4 separate regions of the Homo sapiens genome follow, and regions 2, 3 and 4 are each linked to region 1. A link is an interaction called in ENCODE POLR2A ChIA-PET data of the cell type or tissue named here. Cell type or tissue: OCI-LY7. All regions are shown on one strand.

Region 1 (4,000 bases):
AAAGATCTGAATAGACATTTCTCCAAAGAAGACATGCAAATGGCAAACAGGTGTATGAAAAGGTGCTCAACATCATGATCATTAGAGACATGCAAATCAAAACTACAATGAAATATCATTTCACCCCAGTTAAAGTGGCTTTTATCCAAAACACAGGCAATAACAAATGCTGGCGAGGATGTGCAGAAAAGAGAACACTTACACACTGTTGGTGGGAATGTAAATTAGTACAACCACTGTGGAGAACAGCTTGGAGGTTCCTAAAAAAAGCTGTAAATAAAGCTGCCATATGATCCAGCAATCTCACTGCTGAGTATAGACCCAAAAGAAAGGAAACCAGTATATCAAAGAGATATCTGCACTCCCATATTTATTGCAACACAATTCACAATAGCCAGGATTTGGAAGCAACCTAAGTGTCCATAGACAGATGAATAGATAAAGAAAACGTGGTACATGCACACAATGGAGCATTATTCAACCATAAAAAAGAATGAGATCCTGTCATTTGCAACAACATGGATGGAACCAGAGGTCATTATGTTAAGTGAAATAAGCCAGACACAGAAAGACCAACTTTGCATGTTCTCACTTATTTGTGGGAGCTAAAAATTAAAATCATTGAACTCATGGAGATAGAGAGTAGAAGGATGGCTACTAGAGGCTGTGAAGAGTAGTGGTGGAGGTGGCAGGGAGTGGTGATGGTTAATGGGTACAAAAAAAATGGTTGGAAAGAATGAATAAAACCTAGTATTTTGACAGCACAACAGCATGACTATAGTCAATAATGATTTTATTGTACATTTAAAAACAACTGAAAGAGGATGATTGGATTGTTTGTAGCACAAAGGATAAATGCTTGAGGTGATAGATACTCCATTTACTTTGATGTGATTATTACACATTGCATGCCTGTATCAAAATACCCCATAAATATATACACTTATGTACCCACGAAAATTAAAAATTTAAAAATAAATAAATAAAAAGCAATCCGTGACCACCAATTATTCAGCTATTTCACTTCATCACCTCCTGTATTCTCTGAAACATCTGCACTATAGCCAGAAACTTCCATTTAACAACATGCTATGGTATTCGGGAGTATTCCTCCCTCAGGTTTCAGCCTATGTTTACCCTATACCTGAAATGCCCTCTCAACCAACTCTTCCATGACAGTTCAAGTTCCATTCATCCTATGGGGCTCTTTATAAATGCCTTCTCATTCATGATGAGTCCAGCCCATACTGATTGTCCTTACCTTTTCTTGCTTTCACAACTGTGCTACCGATTGTTGTGTTATGGTTTTTTTTTAATATTTCATGTGTGGATTTTTTCAAATTTGATTGTAAGCTGTTAAAGAATAAGCAATGATGTTTTTCTTTCTTACATGCATTCTACAGAGCATCTTGCACATATGGAAGTTGAAAGCTCCTCTACAAGCTTACTGATTGATGGATAGAAATAACTAGAGTACAAGTGAAGTGGTGCCCTCTTTGCCTTCCTCCCCTCTCCAGGGCCTTCACTGCCACTGTCCTGTTAGAGTACCATTAACTTCCAATGTTAGAACAGGCTCTTGATGGCTGAGGACCAAGTTTTGTTTGTTTGTTTTTGTTCTCTTCCACTGCGTTCTTTCTGCCTTGCTGTAGATTCTGAGTAGATCAGTTAAGATCTTCACGCCTATAGAAATGGCAGACAGAATCTCAAATTTTAAAGGACAACTAGGATGTTGATAATCTCTTCTGGTTCCAAGTAGGGTAGAGCATAAGCTGTTTCAGCAAAGTTCTTGTTCTCAAAATCCCCAGGCAATCTTAGGTGTCTTGCAGAGATATGAAGTTATTTCTAATATCTAATCTAAATCTCTGTCTGCCACTCAAGTCTCTTCCCTTTATCACAACCCTAAGTGAAAACAGGAACTAGGGCTTTCTTTGCTGAAAACCGTGTCCACACCATATAGCTATTTTTAAAAAGATGTATTCCCAGCTTATCTTCTTTACAAGTTAAGGACATGGTGTTGTGTTTTATATCTGGTCTCTGTTTGAAAATAAATGGCCATCTAGAGTACAGGCTATAAGGAAGTAAGCTCTTCTTCAAACATACAGAAAGTAGAGACAAATTTTGTCACATTTGCTTTAAATATTTTATTTTAAAATTTGAACTATTATAGATGTAGGTGAATGATGCCTTTGTACCACTGCCTGTTTTCCCTTCCAAAGAGTGATGACTATTCAGGGACATTTTTTTTCCTGGCAAGTTTAAAAATAATATATATGTATATTCACAGAAATATATATAACGAACATATCTCATATACACATATATATCATATACATGTTTATGTCATGGGATATCTACATAAATTCCATATACAATATGCACCATTTTTAAGTGTTCATATTCTTTATGTAAATCATACCACAGTATATGTATCACTCTGGAACTTTCTTATACTTAAGACTTAGTATGTTCTTAAGATTTCACTTATGCATCTACAGTAATGTGTTACTTAACAACAGGGACACATTCTGAGAAATGCATCATTAGGCGATTTTACCATTGTGTGATTACCACAGAGTGTACTTACACACACCCAAATAGTGTAGCCTACTACATACCTAGGCTGTATGGTGTAGCCTATTGCATCTAGGCTACAAACCTGTATAGCACGTTACTATACTGAATACTGTAGGCAATTGAAACACAATGGTCTTTGTGTATCTAAACATATCAAACATAGAAAAGGTACAGTAAAAATACAATATTATATTCTTCAGGACTGCTGTCATATATGAAGTTTGTTGTTGATGAAATGTCATTACGCAGTACATGACTGTATTATAAAACTTGAACCCATCCTATGGTAAATCTAAGAACTTTCCGCAGCAGAAAAAAATATCTAAAACCAGAATCTAGTTAAAAATGAATTTTGAGTTTTGAAAGGGCAATTTAACAGTTTGGAAAAGTACCAATGCTTATACACTCATAAAATCATGCTGCTTTCAAACATTTTAAGAAACTCTCAAAATATTTTGAGACACAGTTGTAAAGTTTTCCCTGTTTTCTAAAAATAAATATATCTAAAGATTGGTCTGGAGATAATGAACAAAAATCTATTAGTAAATTTACTAATTAGGGTCATGTCTATGTGTTTATGAAAACATTAAACATTTGTTTATTTGAAGTAAAATCACTTTAGCCAACTACCATAAATATTGGCTGCCTGTCAGAAATGATGTACCCGAATTTCACGTTTTTCATTTCCTCATGGTAACCCAGCCCACACAATATTTTTATATAATGACAGCTGTCAGGAAAGCAGAATATCTTATATATACATTGTATTTTGATTAATGAGCTAATGATGGTTCTCTGTTTAAAGTAATTAGCCCCCAATGTGGTTTTTAGCCAAAGTGTGCTCAGAGTTGACAATGATGTGATTATGTTATCCAGTTAGGGTATAGCCAAAATGATCACATTGCCTATAGCAATGCTTTTTGAAGTGCCATTACTAGGTTATAAAATCAACTTAATATATTTTATTAGGGTTGAATAAAGAAAAGAAACCTAATAGATTAGAATATACCAAAGATATTAGCATACCTTGAGTACAACATGTGTAGGTTTATGAAACCTTTGTTTTAATAATGTGTGTATCTTTTGTGTGACTGCAAAGTCATCCTATAAAATGTATTTCTGACCGTGGATTACAGTAAAAACATTTTTAGAAACCCTAGGCTTCTTTCAGGTTTTTATTGCAACTGAAGTTGTTCTAGCTTTGGCCCTTGGCTGTGTAATGATTGAAGTCATTCCCTTATACACACTTATGCTTTCTTACCACCCCTTGGCCAGCCCTTTGGTGGAGCCCATTTCATCCCTGCCAATGGCATGTGAGGTCCTCACTTCTCCAGCTTTACCTCTTACTGCCCTTTCCCTCTTGTTCAGTCCATAGCCTTCTTTGCTGTCCTTGAACGTGCCGTGCAGGCTGCAGCTGCAGTGCCTT
Region 2 (4,000 bases), 880 kb before region 1:
ATTTTTTTAGACGGAGTTTCGCTCTTGTTGCCCAAGCTGGAGTGCAAAGGTGCGATCTCGGCTCACTGCAACCCCCACCTCCTGGGTACAAGTGATTCTCCTACCTCAGCCTCCCGAGTAGCTGGGATTACAGGCAGGCGAAACCGCGCCCAGCTAATTTTTGTATTTTTAGTAGAGATGGGGTTTCATCATGTTGGCCAGGATGGTCTCAATCTCTTGACCTCGTGATCAGCCCGCCTCGGCCTCCCAAAGTGCTGAGATTACAGGCGTGAGCCACCGTGCCTGGCCCCAGCATGTTTTTATCAATCACAGTTTCATTTCTGACAAGGCACCAAATATTTTATTTATTTATTTAATACTCTTTATATAATACTCTGTCACCAGGCTGGAGTGCAGGAGTTGGAAGCTGTAGTGAATTCTGGTGTAATCATAACTCATGCAGCCTCAAACTCTTGGGCTCAAGTGATCCTCCCACCTCAGTCTCCCAAGTAGCTGGGACTACAGGCGCATACCACCATGCCAGGGTAATTGTTTTTTATTTTTTGTAGAGACGAGGTCTCACATGTTGTCCAGGCTGGTCTCGAACTCCTGGCCTTAAGTGATTCTCCCACTTTGGCCTCCCAGAGCACTGGGATTACAAGTGTGAGCCACCATGCCTAGCCAAGGCACCAAGATTTTAGCTTATGATTCTTGAACCTCAATAATTTACCTTATAAGTGATTAGAAGTTCTCCCTACAAATCTTTTCTGAAAAACAGCTCTAATGCTTAATTTTACTCTTGGATTTAATATACAAGTTGTAATTACAAAGAGTTCTTAGGGTATGGTAAAGTCAAGATTAATTTAGGCTGCTTTTTTTTTTTTTTGAGACAGGGTCTCACTCTGTTACCCAGGTTGGAGTGCAGTGGTGCGATTTCAGCTCACTGCAACCTCCATCTCCCAGGCTCAAGCGATCCTCCCATCTCAGCCTCCTGAGTAGCTGGGACTACAGGCATGTGCCATCACGCCCACCTAATTTTTTGTATTTTTGGTAGAGATGGTGTTTCACCATGTTGCCTAGGCTGGCCTCGAACTCCTGACCTCAGGTGATCCGCCCGCCTCAGTCTCCCAAAGTGCTGGGATTACAGGTGTGAGCCACTATGCCTGGCCTATTTAGGTGCTTTAAAAATGTATTTGAAATCAGGAGCCTGAAGTAGTATAAAATGGTCACAAGAAAGCAGCTTGAGAAATACATGGTTTAGGAAATCAAAATCTGTTTCTAATTTGTCCTTTATACCATTTACAAGTGACAAACTTCAGCTTTGCTTTATAAACTTTTGTACTGATTCTCTATCATAAGTAATAGAAATGTTCACATCAATAGAGAATTACACCACTAGAGACTATGCTGGGGTAATAAAAGATTTGCTAAGAGCACTCAATCTCTTATATTCTACTGCTATTTTTCCTCTGTGCTAGGGAAGTTGACTGTAATGGCAAGTTTAGCAACGTAGAAGCTACCGTGAGGAAATCTTCAAAAATAAATTTATGAAATTGTATTACCTTCCTGGAACCAAAGGACCCATGGGAGACAGCAATGTGGCATCAGACTTAGCATTTTTAAACAAATGCTCAGAAATAAAGATAGGACATTTTAAAATTACTAAAAATACTTAGCTTTCTGGAATATCAATGACCTAGTAAAAAACGTAAGTACTGGGCTGGCCTGGTGGTTATAATCCCAGCATTTTGAGAGGTCAAGGCGGAAGGATCCTTGAGCCCAGGAGTTCGAGATCAGCCTGAGCAACAGTGAGACCCCCATCTGTCTATGATTTAAAAACAACATCAACAACAAAAAACCCCAAAAATCACAATTACCGGCTTTGCTGTAGAACTATATACCTCAAGACTTACTAGGATTTCTGGCTGGGTGAGGTGGCTCACGTCTGTAATCCTAGCACTCTGGGAGGCTGCGGTAGGCGGATCACCTGAGGTCAGGAGACCAGCCTGGCCAACATGGTGAAACCCCGTCTCCACCAAAAATTACAAAAATTGGCTGGGCATGGTGGCACGTGCCTGTAGTCCCCAGTTACTTGGAAGGCTGAGGCAGGAGAACTGCTTGAGTCTGGAAGGCGGAGGTTGCAGCCTCCGCCGAGATCATGCCATTGCACTCCAGCCTAGGTGACAGAGTGGGACTCTGTCTCAAAAAAAAAAAAAAAAAAAAAAGGATTTCTTTTGGGCCTATTATAAATGAAAAGTACAAATTTTATCAAAACACTTCATCATCGAAAATACCTTAATATTTAACTAAACTATGAGATCCAATCACAAAAATATTTTCATGGATAAAAAGCTAAAATCTTACATGGGTGAAAATGGAAAATGATATTACGCATGGCACAGAATAAAAACAGAACTAAACATGTAGCAAAATAAATAGGACCTTGCTCCCAAAACTAAAATGTGTTTAAGACTTGCCTAACCACACAAGGCTTTTAGGTAGGTAGTCTTCTGTACCTTCAGATTTCACACCAACACCTCAAAATCCAGAAATCATTAAAGCAAATGGCTTTTTATTAAACAAATGGCTTTTTATCAGTAGGGTAAAACATACCAAATAAGTGTTTCATTTCATATTATTCTTCATCATCTCACAACACTTCTGGAAAGAATGTGAATTTCTTCAGGTTCATGAGTATGAGGCCAAATAGGAGAGATTTGTTTTACCCTTTTTTTTTTTTTAAGCAGGATTTCACCCTGTCACCCAGCTAGAGTGCAGTGGTGCTACCATGGCTCACTGTAACCTCAAAATCCAGAGCCCAAGCTATCCTCTAGCCTCAGCCTCCTGAGTACCTGGGACTGCAAGTGCATGCCACCATGCCTGGCTAATTTTTAATTTTTTTTGTAAAGATGAAGTCTTACTATGTTGCCCAGGCTGGTCTTAAACTTCTGGGCTCAAGCAATCCTTCCACCTCACCCTCCCAAAGTGTTGGGATTACAGGCGTGTGCCACTGCACATGGTCTACGCTTTCTGTAATAAGAGACCTCCAAGGAAATCTGGCTGCAATGTTTAAGGTTCCATGAGTTCTTTTAAGATGAGGACTGAGACTGCTATAGTGGTCTATGTCATACTCCCCCATAGTGCTGGGCATCTAACAAGCTCAAGTGAACTGAACTGAAACATTTGGAAACTATAGTCTCAGTGAATAGATGCTTGGAAAAACAAGATTTATAGTAGATTCAAAGATGGAAGAGGATAATTTAAATAATACAATCTGAAAGAGTTGACTCAAGTTACAGATTACAGAAACTACCCCAGAGTATTTTCAATTAGTTTACTTGGGGCCAGGCGCAGTGGCTCGCGCCTGTAATCCCAGCACTTTGGGAGGCCGAGGTGGGAGGATCACTTGAGGTCAAGAGTTCGAGACCAACCTGACCAACATGGTGAAACCCCGTCTCTACTAAAAATACAAAAATTAGCCAGGTTTGGTGGGAGGCACCTGCAATTTCAGCTACTGGGGAGGCTGAGGCAGGAGAATCGCTTGAATCTGGGAGGCAGAGGTTGTAGTAAGCTGAGATTGCACCATTGCCCTCCAGCCTGGGCAAAGAAGTGAGACTCCATTAAAGAAAAAAAAGAAGTTTATTTGGGTAATGCCATATGGAAAGGAGATGAAAATATAGATGTATATGGGGATATAAACTTGTTGCAGATTACACAAAATTATATGTTTAAGCAGAGAATAGTCCAGTTAAAATTGGGATATACTTAATTTGCTAAGAACAATGTAATGCTACCAGCATGCTTAAAATTAAAAAAACTAAGAGAATGTAAGTTCAAAATGAGTGTCACATGACTATAATTGATAGTAAATCTTCACTTACCTCCATAACTTAGGAGTCATGAAAAGAAAGAAGTTAGCAGACCAGGCATGTAAATCAGATGTAAGTAGGATGGAATACAGAAATATTCCTAGTTCTGGGTAACCCAATTTGAGGTCATTTTAAGTTTACTGAATTTGGAT
Region 3 (4,000 bases), 250 kb before region 1:
TAGGGTAAATTCCTGATGTTGGTATGGCATTTATAAGCTGTCATCGTGCTGATGGAAGTGTCTTTTAACATGCTAATTCATTGTAACTAGCATATAATGAGCAGTGAGGATGACCAGAGGTCACTTTCATCACCATCTTGTTTTTATTGGGTTTTGGCCCGTTTCTTTACTGCCTCCTGTTTCATCAGTAGGGTCTTTGTGACCTGTAAGTTGTACCAATTTCCTATCTTATCCTGTGACTAAGAATGCCTGACCTCCTGGGAATGCAGCCCAGTAGGTCTCAGCCTTATTTTACCCAGCCCTTATTCAAGATGGAATCGCTATGGCTCAAACACCTCAGTTTTTATCCGTTGTAGTGGCGATAAATATTGCAATCTGGACATATCTGTGAAGGTGAAGCCACCAGGATTTACTGCTGACTGAGAAAACAAAAAGCAAAAAGTTTATGAAAAAAGTGAACATAGAAAATGTTTATTTTTGAAATGAACAAAAAATACTCTCTGAAATATCCCAAGAAGCCACAAAGAGCATTAGCTTTTGACCATTGGCTCTGATGTTCCCTGTCTTCTTTATGATGAGAATTCTCACCACCATTTTTGGCCATGGCCACTGGTGTTGCAGACTCAGCCCTTCCTCTCCTCTGGGCTGCATTGGCATGATTTTGTCTTACCAGCAGGTAAAGCCTGAAACCACCTTTTTCAGTGGGCCTAGAAACTTCCACTTTGTCTCTGAAGATGAAAGCCATGTGCTGCTTCTCAACTGAGAGCCTCTCTGTGATGTTAGAGATGTTTTGCAGCAATGGCATTCTCTGGACATGCACAATACCACTAAGAAGACCAAGTTCTGCCCCTTGTCCTTTGGTGGCTCTCCTGAACTACTCTGCTAGCATCAGAGCCTCCAAAATTTTAGTAAGTGTTTCAGTGTTTTAAATTGTGTTATTCTGCAATGAGTATGTCTTTCCAAAAAGGATTTGACCTACACCTTCAAGCCTGTGATGGTGAAAGCATTGATGCATCTGCTTTTCCCATCTGCGGTCTTGGTACCTGGGCTTTATTTAGGGGTTATCCTTGAGAATCAAGAAATAGCCTTGAAGTCCTTCAAATAAATGAAAAACAGATTGGGGTTGGGGGTGTCCCTTGCATGTGACAGGCATTTTAGGGCATGTAGCTATAATTAATCTTGCTTTCAGACTCCTGAAAGTGAAGCTTAGTAAACAGCGTGAATCACAGAATACTCTCGTTGGTCAGCCCCCTTTCAAGGGTGTTAAATGTCTGGCTTGGCACTTTGTTTTATTTAACTAACTTTTCAGCCCGTTTTAACACGTGGAACCTCCTGAAACCTGAGCCAGAGAGCCTACAGATCTAGCTCCATTTCGTTCTGGTCTGTCACTTTAGTGTTAGCATTTTCCTCACTCTTGTTTCCAGTTTGAGTTATGAAACCATTTCAGTTCAGTTTTAATAACCTCCCTGGCATGGCAAGTGCTGCAAGAACTGCCAAACTTAATGCGTTGACTCCCTGTGAGGAGGGCAGCAGGGACAGGGAGGTAGACTTTCTATAAACGCATCCGTTTTCCATTACAGCCCTTTCTGACTTGATAGCAGGCTGCCAGGTGCAGCTGGTTTCCTCTTCTACATGCAATCACTTTTGACTTTGGTTTCTGAATTTCCCTGTCTCCTGACTCATGATCCCTTAACTAAATAAACTACCTCGTGATGGACCTTCCTGCCTGAGGAGTGCATCCCAGGGCTCAGAAGCCTTGAGAGGACTGAACTGCACCCTGAAGGACAAAATTCAAGCTGGTGACTTCCACATGTGTTTTGTGAAGCCTTCATGACCACCATAGGGAAACAGCTGCACTGGTGCAGAGATAAAGCTGTCTTTGTAGAATAAAAGCAGGATTCTATCCTAAAATTGATTTACATCTGAGCTGCAGGCACGCTACTGAAGAAAGCTCTCTGAATCTACCCCCGTGAGAACTTCCCCCAGCCACTCCTATGCCACAGAACAAAGGCCAGGGTAGGAGTTCAGATCTCTATTGTTCAGCCTCATCCTTTTCTCAGAATCTGTGTTTATATAAGACACTGACACACTCATCTCATTGAATAAAAGACACAAATATTTTATTTCTTATGAAATGTTCAATAGACCATAGATTTCATGGGCTGGATTACAACATAGAGACACCCTACTTTAAGCTGATAAAATACATGAAATACCAAATTCATAGTTAAGGCAATGTACAACACAATTACTTGCTTTATAAAAAAAGTGGCCGTAAGACACTTTAAATATGTATACTCTAGTAGAGAAATAAAATACTACAATTTCTTTATTCAAATAAGTTGAACTATTCCCATTATGAAAATAGTAGAAAAATAGATCAGGAACAGAGCCAAGGAGCTGCCCAAAGCGGTATATACATTCTCATTTGGGAATGTGGACACCTCTAATTTCCTTTGGAACCTCAGCTTAATCTTATTAAATTTCCACTAAAATTCTCTAGGGGAATTCAATGATGGGGTTAAAGGGTCAAGTTTTCTCCGGGTTTTGCTACTTCTTAGTGAACACTTTGTGGCCTCTGGAAGTGGAGGGAGCAAAACCTCAGAGAGTGCAGAGTCCCTGTGTGCAGAGAGGGCAGCAGCTGGGTGTCTCATCACCTTGCAGTTCTCAACCTTATGTGGTGGGGGGTGCCCCCGGGTGACTTAGTCCTGCGGGCCAAGACTGCAGGCTGCTGCATGAATAAAATAGACCATGAGTGAAGTCTGATTCTGCAGGTGCTAGCTGAAAGCCCACCACTTTCTCCCCTGCTCAGGAAAGTGAATTAGAATGCTAGTGAACAAAAGAGCTGTTATCATAGGGATGTCCTCTTATTGGAATCTACACTCAGAGTTTTTATATATGTTACCTAAAAACTTTGGTATACTCTAACTGTTTGTAGTGATAACTTACTCGTTCCAAACTCCCTCCACTTCCTGAGATCTGCTGGTGCAACCTGTTATTGTAAGAGTATGGGATGGGGACCATGGAGGCATTTCCCTGTCCCCTCTCATCCAGAGTGAGCTAGGCAGGGGTAGCCTTCCCTCTGGACGGTTTCAGGTCCCAGCAGGCTTCCAGGGAGGATGGGAGCTGCGGGAGGGAATATGCAGGGAAGATTGTTGCAGAATCTGGAAAACTGCTCTCAGCTTTCATATTTTTTGAGCTAGATCCTCTTGCCTCAGGCTGCCCTTGTGTAGGTAGACACCCACCACTCCCACCCTACCAGGTTTTGTTTTTGTCTGTTTTTTTTTAATTTATTCTGCTGCCAATGGTCTTCAAAGCATAAGAGTTTTCATATTTCTGAAACATCACAGAACCTTCTAATTAGCAATATTTGACCACAAGGAGTTGCAGCTTCTTCTATATATCTCCAAAATAGCTAGACTTTTGCAAGTTTTTAAAACCCAAATTTTAATTTGTGGGCATATTCTTTATTTGTACTAAGTTACAATAAGCACAAATTCTTTTGTAATATTGAGAATTATTTTTAAATTGACCAAAATTATTCACTAAAGAATTATTTTCCTTAAGAAGAAAAGAAAATATTGTAGCAACAAAAAAGGGGGTCTTGAAAGATTAAAAATCTGCTGATATTCCAGCTTTACTCCTCTCCCCTCCCCTGGCTTCTGGGGCCACCTACAGAATTCAGGCTCCTTGAATGGAAACTATTCTGGAACATGGAGTGTGGGGTGGGGGGCAGGGGGCTGCTTTGGTACAGCAAAGCTATGTGTCTATTTGAACAAAGGGAAAAGAAAAATGATTTCATTGTCCATGAAGTGTCTTCAAGAAAAATAAGTCATGGGGAGGTCTGGGACAAGGGCTTCCAAACCTGGTTTTGCAGAGTCCCCTTTGGGGACAAGAAGTGGAGATGGGGAAGAGAGGAGAAGGGGGGCAAGAAAAGGTTGACTGGGGCAACTTCAGCATCCCTCTCCCGACCAGAGAAACTCCACTTTCAGGAAAACAC
Region 4 (4,000 bases), 780 kb before region 1:
CGCTATGTTGCCCAGGCTGGTCTTGAACTCCTGGCCTCAAGTGATCCTCCTGCCTTGGCCTCCCAAAATGCTGGGATTACAGGTGTGAGCCACTGTACCTGGCCTTAAATGCTAAGTTTTGACACACAAAAAAGAAAAATTTGTCCTTACCTTGTTCATTTTGATCAGCTATGTGAGGTTCAGGTAAGATTTTACGATCAGTAAAAAAGGTTTCTTGTGGAAGTAACTGGAAATAAGATTTACCTTGTAGGGTCATTATAAGTTTTGGAGATCATGTATGTAAAGTGCCTAGCATAGTGCCTGGCTCACAGGCACTCAGTAAATGGTGGCTATTATAATACATAATATTAATATGACTCCTTTTGTTATATTTCTATACATAAGGTGATCTGAAAAAAATATGAAGTGTAGTCCCCCATTTAAAAACATGATTCTAGGGCTGGATGCAGTGGCTCATCCCTATAATCCCAGTACTTTGAGAGGCCGAGGTGGGAGGATCACTTAAGCCCAGGAGGTCGAGGCTGCAAGGAAGTGTGATTGTGCCACTGCACTCCTGCCTGGGCAATAGAGTGAGACCTTGTCTCATAAATAAATAGATAGTTAAATAAATAAGTAAACAACACATTTCTAGACTTCTAGATAAAATGGGGAGTGAAAGCAGACCATAGAATCTCTCTGCACATATACTTTACAAGAAGTATACAACAGTATACTTTGTATACTGGAAAAACAACAATAAGAACTCCTTTAAAAGCATTACTAGAATCAGCTAGAAAAAGAAAATGTCCACAACCTAAGGCAACAGAGGCCAAAAGAATGCAATTATTTCAAAATAAATTTGGAACAGCAAGAAATGAAATAAGACATAGCTGGAAAAGTCAAATTCTCACCAAGAAGGAAGACTGGCAGTCCCAGAACATTCCCCTAATGAATTCATTCTTTTCTTCTTCAACATGATTATGTCCCATGTCTTCTCTCCTAAATCTCCCACATCTCTATGCTCCTCACTTCAAATCTTGTTTCATTGATAAATAGAAGTTGTTACAAGAGAAACTTATCTTCCCATATCAAATCTACCAATGTGCTTTTATCTGTACTCAAATATACTTTCTTCCTGTTACAAAGATCAACTATCCTTGCTATTATCTAAGGCAAGCCCCTCTACTGTGTCCTAGGTCCCATCTTCTCTTGCATATTCAAACATTTTGTTCCTGTGATTATCCCCTCCATATCCTGCATCCTCAGTTTCTCCCTCATCACCCTACAGTCCATATCCACATCTGCTTACAAAGGGAACAGAAGGCCCTTTATATCAAAGTTCTTCAAAGACTCTATAATTGCAATCTTCACTTCCTTACATTATCTCTTGAATCCATTCCAGTTTGGATTATTGTCTCCACAGCACCACTTAAAGTGCTCTTGTTGAGATTACCAACTACCTTATTGACAGATCATTTTCCTCTTCTCAAATGTCTGCGAGTCCCAGACATATTCCTCATACCCACCATCAACATTTCCCTCCAAGGTCATGTCTTCAATCTCTTGGTGTTAAATACTGTCTACCATCATAGGACTCCTAACATTTATATTCTATCCCTGATCCCTCTGTGGAGCTCTGGACTCACATACAACTGCTTGTCCAGCAACTCCGCTCAAATGTCTAAAGAGAACCTCAAAGTTAGCACATTTAAAATAAATCTCTTGATTTTCTTCTCCTCCACATTTTACTTCTCCCTAAGTCTTCCCTCATGTCAATATATGGCATAATTTCTAGTTACTATGGGCAAACATGTAGAAATCGTCCTTAATTCCTCTTTATCCCAGTTATTAAGCTGTTATCTTTCAGCAATAAACCTTTCCATAAACACTGCTTTGTGATGCTGGGACTGGGACTCTGCAAACTATATTTTTACTTTGCCAGCTGAATTCCTGCTATGTTTCATCAATATAGAGTAGTAGAGGAAAACTAGAAGTCAAGAAGAAGGGAAAATAACTTGCCCTCCCTCATAGGCCTTCTGTACCTGTCAGTGTTGCCCCAGCTGTGGGCCTTCACCCTGACAATGGTAGTTAGCTCAAAATTGCAACTATGTTTGGCTCTCCTAGACCAGTCCCAACAGACCCTCTCAGGAGTACCAGCAGCAGATGGGCAGCACTTCCTTGTCGGAGGTCAGAGTTCCAGCTCTGCCAAGTCCCTCCTCCTAGCTCCTGGGTTCTAAGAACTTGAGGTCTTTCTGTGTTTACCCAGTACCAGGGGCAGTAGCTGCTTCCCCAAGTTACTCTGTTATCTCAGTGCTCTCTTTTCGCTTTTTTCAGTCCTGCAACACCCATTTAACCAATCTCTTATACTCAGTGATTGCTCTTGAAATACTTAACAGCAGCCAGAGTGGTTCTTCTATGGCATAAACCATCTGCCTGCTCCTCATCACACTTAGAACAAACATCAAATTCTTTCCTAGGGTGTACAGCTCCTTTGGTGATCTGGCCTACCCATTTCTCTAGTCTCATCTCCCACCTGCTTCCCGTTACTCGTTTGGCTCCAATCACTCTCTCTTGAACACACTGCTTTTCCACCTCAGGGCCTTTGTATGTGCTCTTCTCATACCTGGACTGCCCAGGTCTTTGCCTAGCTCACTGCCTTACTTCACTCAGGCCTATTCTCAAATGTCCTCTTAGAGATGCCTGCCCTAACTACTCTATCTAAAATGCACAATCCTCTCTGTACCCACCCCCAACCCGCCCCAATTCCTTACCTCCATTTCTTTTTCTTATCACTACAAGTTTATTTCTTCCTCTTCCATCCTCAACTGAAATGTAAGCTTCATAAAGGCAGGGATGTGATCATATTTATCACTGGTGCCTGGCATATATAGTAGGTACTCAAATTCTAGTTAATAAATGAATTTAAGAAATTCTAGAAATTAATAAATTGTAATGAATGTAGTAGAAAAGTAGACCAAAGAAATTGCAAAGAAGATAATGTGGAAGTAAGACAAAGCTGACATAATATAAGCTGATCCATCTCCCTGCATATATAATGCAACAAATGAATCAGAAAAGGCACTTAAAGATGTAATAGAGGAGAATTTCCACAAAATAAACAAGTCTGCAGAATAAAATGTTCAATGTAAAATGGACGTATATTCAACATTGAGGCATATGCTCATAAAGAATGAAGAAAAAACTTTTCAAATCTCTTGGCAGAAAACTAAATCACTTACAAGAGGGAGGAAATCAAGCTGGCCTTAGACTTCCTCTAAGCAATATTCGAAGCCAGAAAACAAAGGAAAAATGTCTGCACAGTTTTAAGGCAAAGCCAGCATGACCCAAAACTATTATATCTAAATAAGTACCGTTCACGAATTAACGAAAAAGGCAAATATAGCATCTATGAGTCCATGTAGGGGAAAAAAAACTTCTTAGTAAAGAGCAGATGACTAAGTGATGAATCAAAATTAATAAGGAAGATATAGAGAAGCAAGGCATGTTGTAAGCTCTGGATTTTTAAGTACAGATCAAGATGAGATAACTAAAGAAATGAAAGTTACAAAACAAATAAACCTTAAAACTTGACTTTGTAAAAATAATAACATAACCAATAAATATATATTTTTCATAGCAGAGTCTGCTGGCATTTCTGAATTTGAAACATACGGATTAAAAAGTCTCTAAAGCCTTAATTTTTAAAATCTTGGGTATTTTAGGAACTAAGCTCTCTTGTGATGACGAAACATTTTCAAAAATTCAGCAGTTCCTTCCATTTCTCTTCCACCAAATTAGAATAATTTTAAATTTAATACTTTCCAATTTAAAAGTACTGTGATGTTCTCGGCTGGGCGCGGTGGGTCATGCCTGTAATCCCAGCACTTTGGGAGGCCGAGGTGGGCAGATCACGAGGTCAGGAGATTGAGACCATCCTGGCTAACACAGCGAAACCCCGTCTCTACTAAAAATACAAAAAAAAAAAAAATTAGCTGGGCTTGGTGACGGGCGCCTGTAGTCC

Evidence for each region. ChIA-PET counts read pairs that join two places held together with the same protein. Peaks named below come from ENCODE experiments on the same cell type or tissue, not always from the same donor. Only the 100,000 strongest peaks of a DNase experiment are listed, where the experiment ranks them.
Region 2: POLR2A ChIA-PET joins it to region 1 with 5 read pairs; 3 of 35 experiments call an interaction of 5 or more read pairs at or near these places.
Region 3: POLR2A ChIA-PET joins it to region 1 with 6 read pairs; 1 of 35 experiments calls an interaction of 5 or more read pairs at or near these places.
Region 4: POLR2A ChIA-PET joins it to region 1 with 6 read pairs; 10 of 35 experiments call an interaction of 5 or more read pairs at or near these places.

The regions. Positions count from the first base shown.
Region 1 is chr13:50,896,624-50,900,623 of GRCh38, forward strand. The region is part of intron 1 of RNASEH2B-AS1 (RNASEH2B antisense RNA 1); the gene reads right to left. Among named protein-coding and RNA genes, the nearest start is that of RNASEH2B, 11 kb to the right of the region's middle. In OCI-LY7, no CTCF peak of the experiment used is centred here; a DNase peak (open chromatin) is centred at 1,908; H3K4me3 peaks cover 877 bases; H3K27ac peaks cover 2,276 bases.
Region 2 is chr13:50,020,952-50,024,951 of GRCh38, forward strand. All of the region lies in intron 10 of DLEU2 (deleted in lymphocytic leukemia 2), which reads right to left. Among named protein-coding and RNA genes, the nearest start is that of KCNRG, 7.5 kb to the left of the region's middle. In OCI-LY7, no CTCF peak of the experiment used is centred here; no DNase peak of the experiment used is centred here.
Region 3 is chr13:50,649,448-50,653,447 of GRCh38, forward strand. No RefSeq gene overlaps it. Among named protein-coding and RNA genes, the nearest start is that of DLEU1-AS1, 120 kb to the left of the region's middle. In OCI-LY7, no CTCF peak of the experiment used is centred here; a DNase peak (open chromatin) is centred at 1,574.
Region 4 is chr13:50,113,344-50,117,343 of GRCh38, forward strand. The region is part of intron 1 of DLEU2 (deleted in lymphocytic leukemia 2); the gene reads right to left. All of the region lies in intron 2 of DLEU1 (deleted in lymphocytic leukemia 1), which reads left to right. Among named protein-coding and RNA genes, the nearest start is that of DLEU2, 10 kb to the right of the region's middle. In OCI-LY7, no CTCF peak of the experiment used is centred here; no DNase peak of the experiment used is centred here.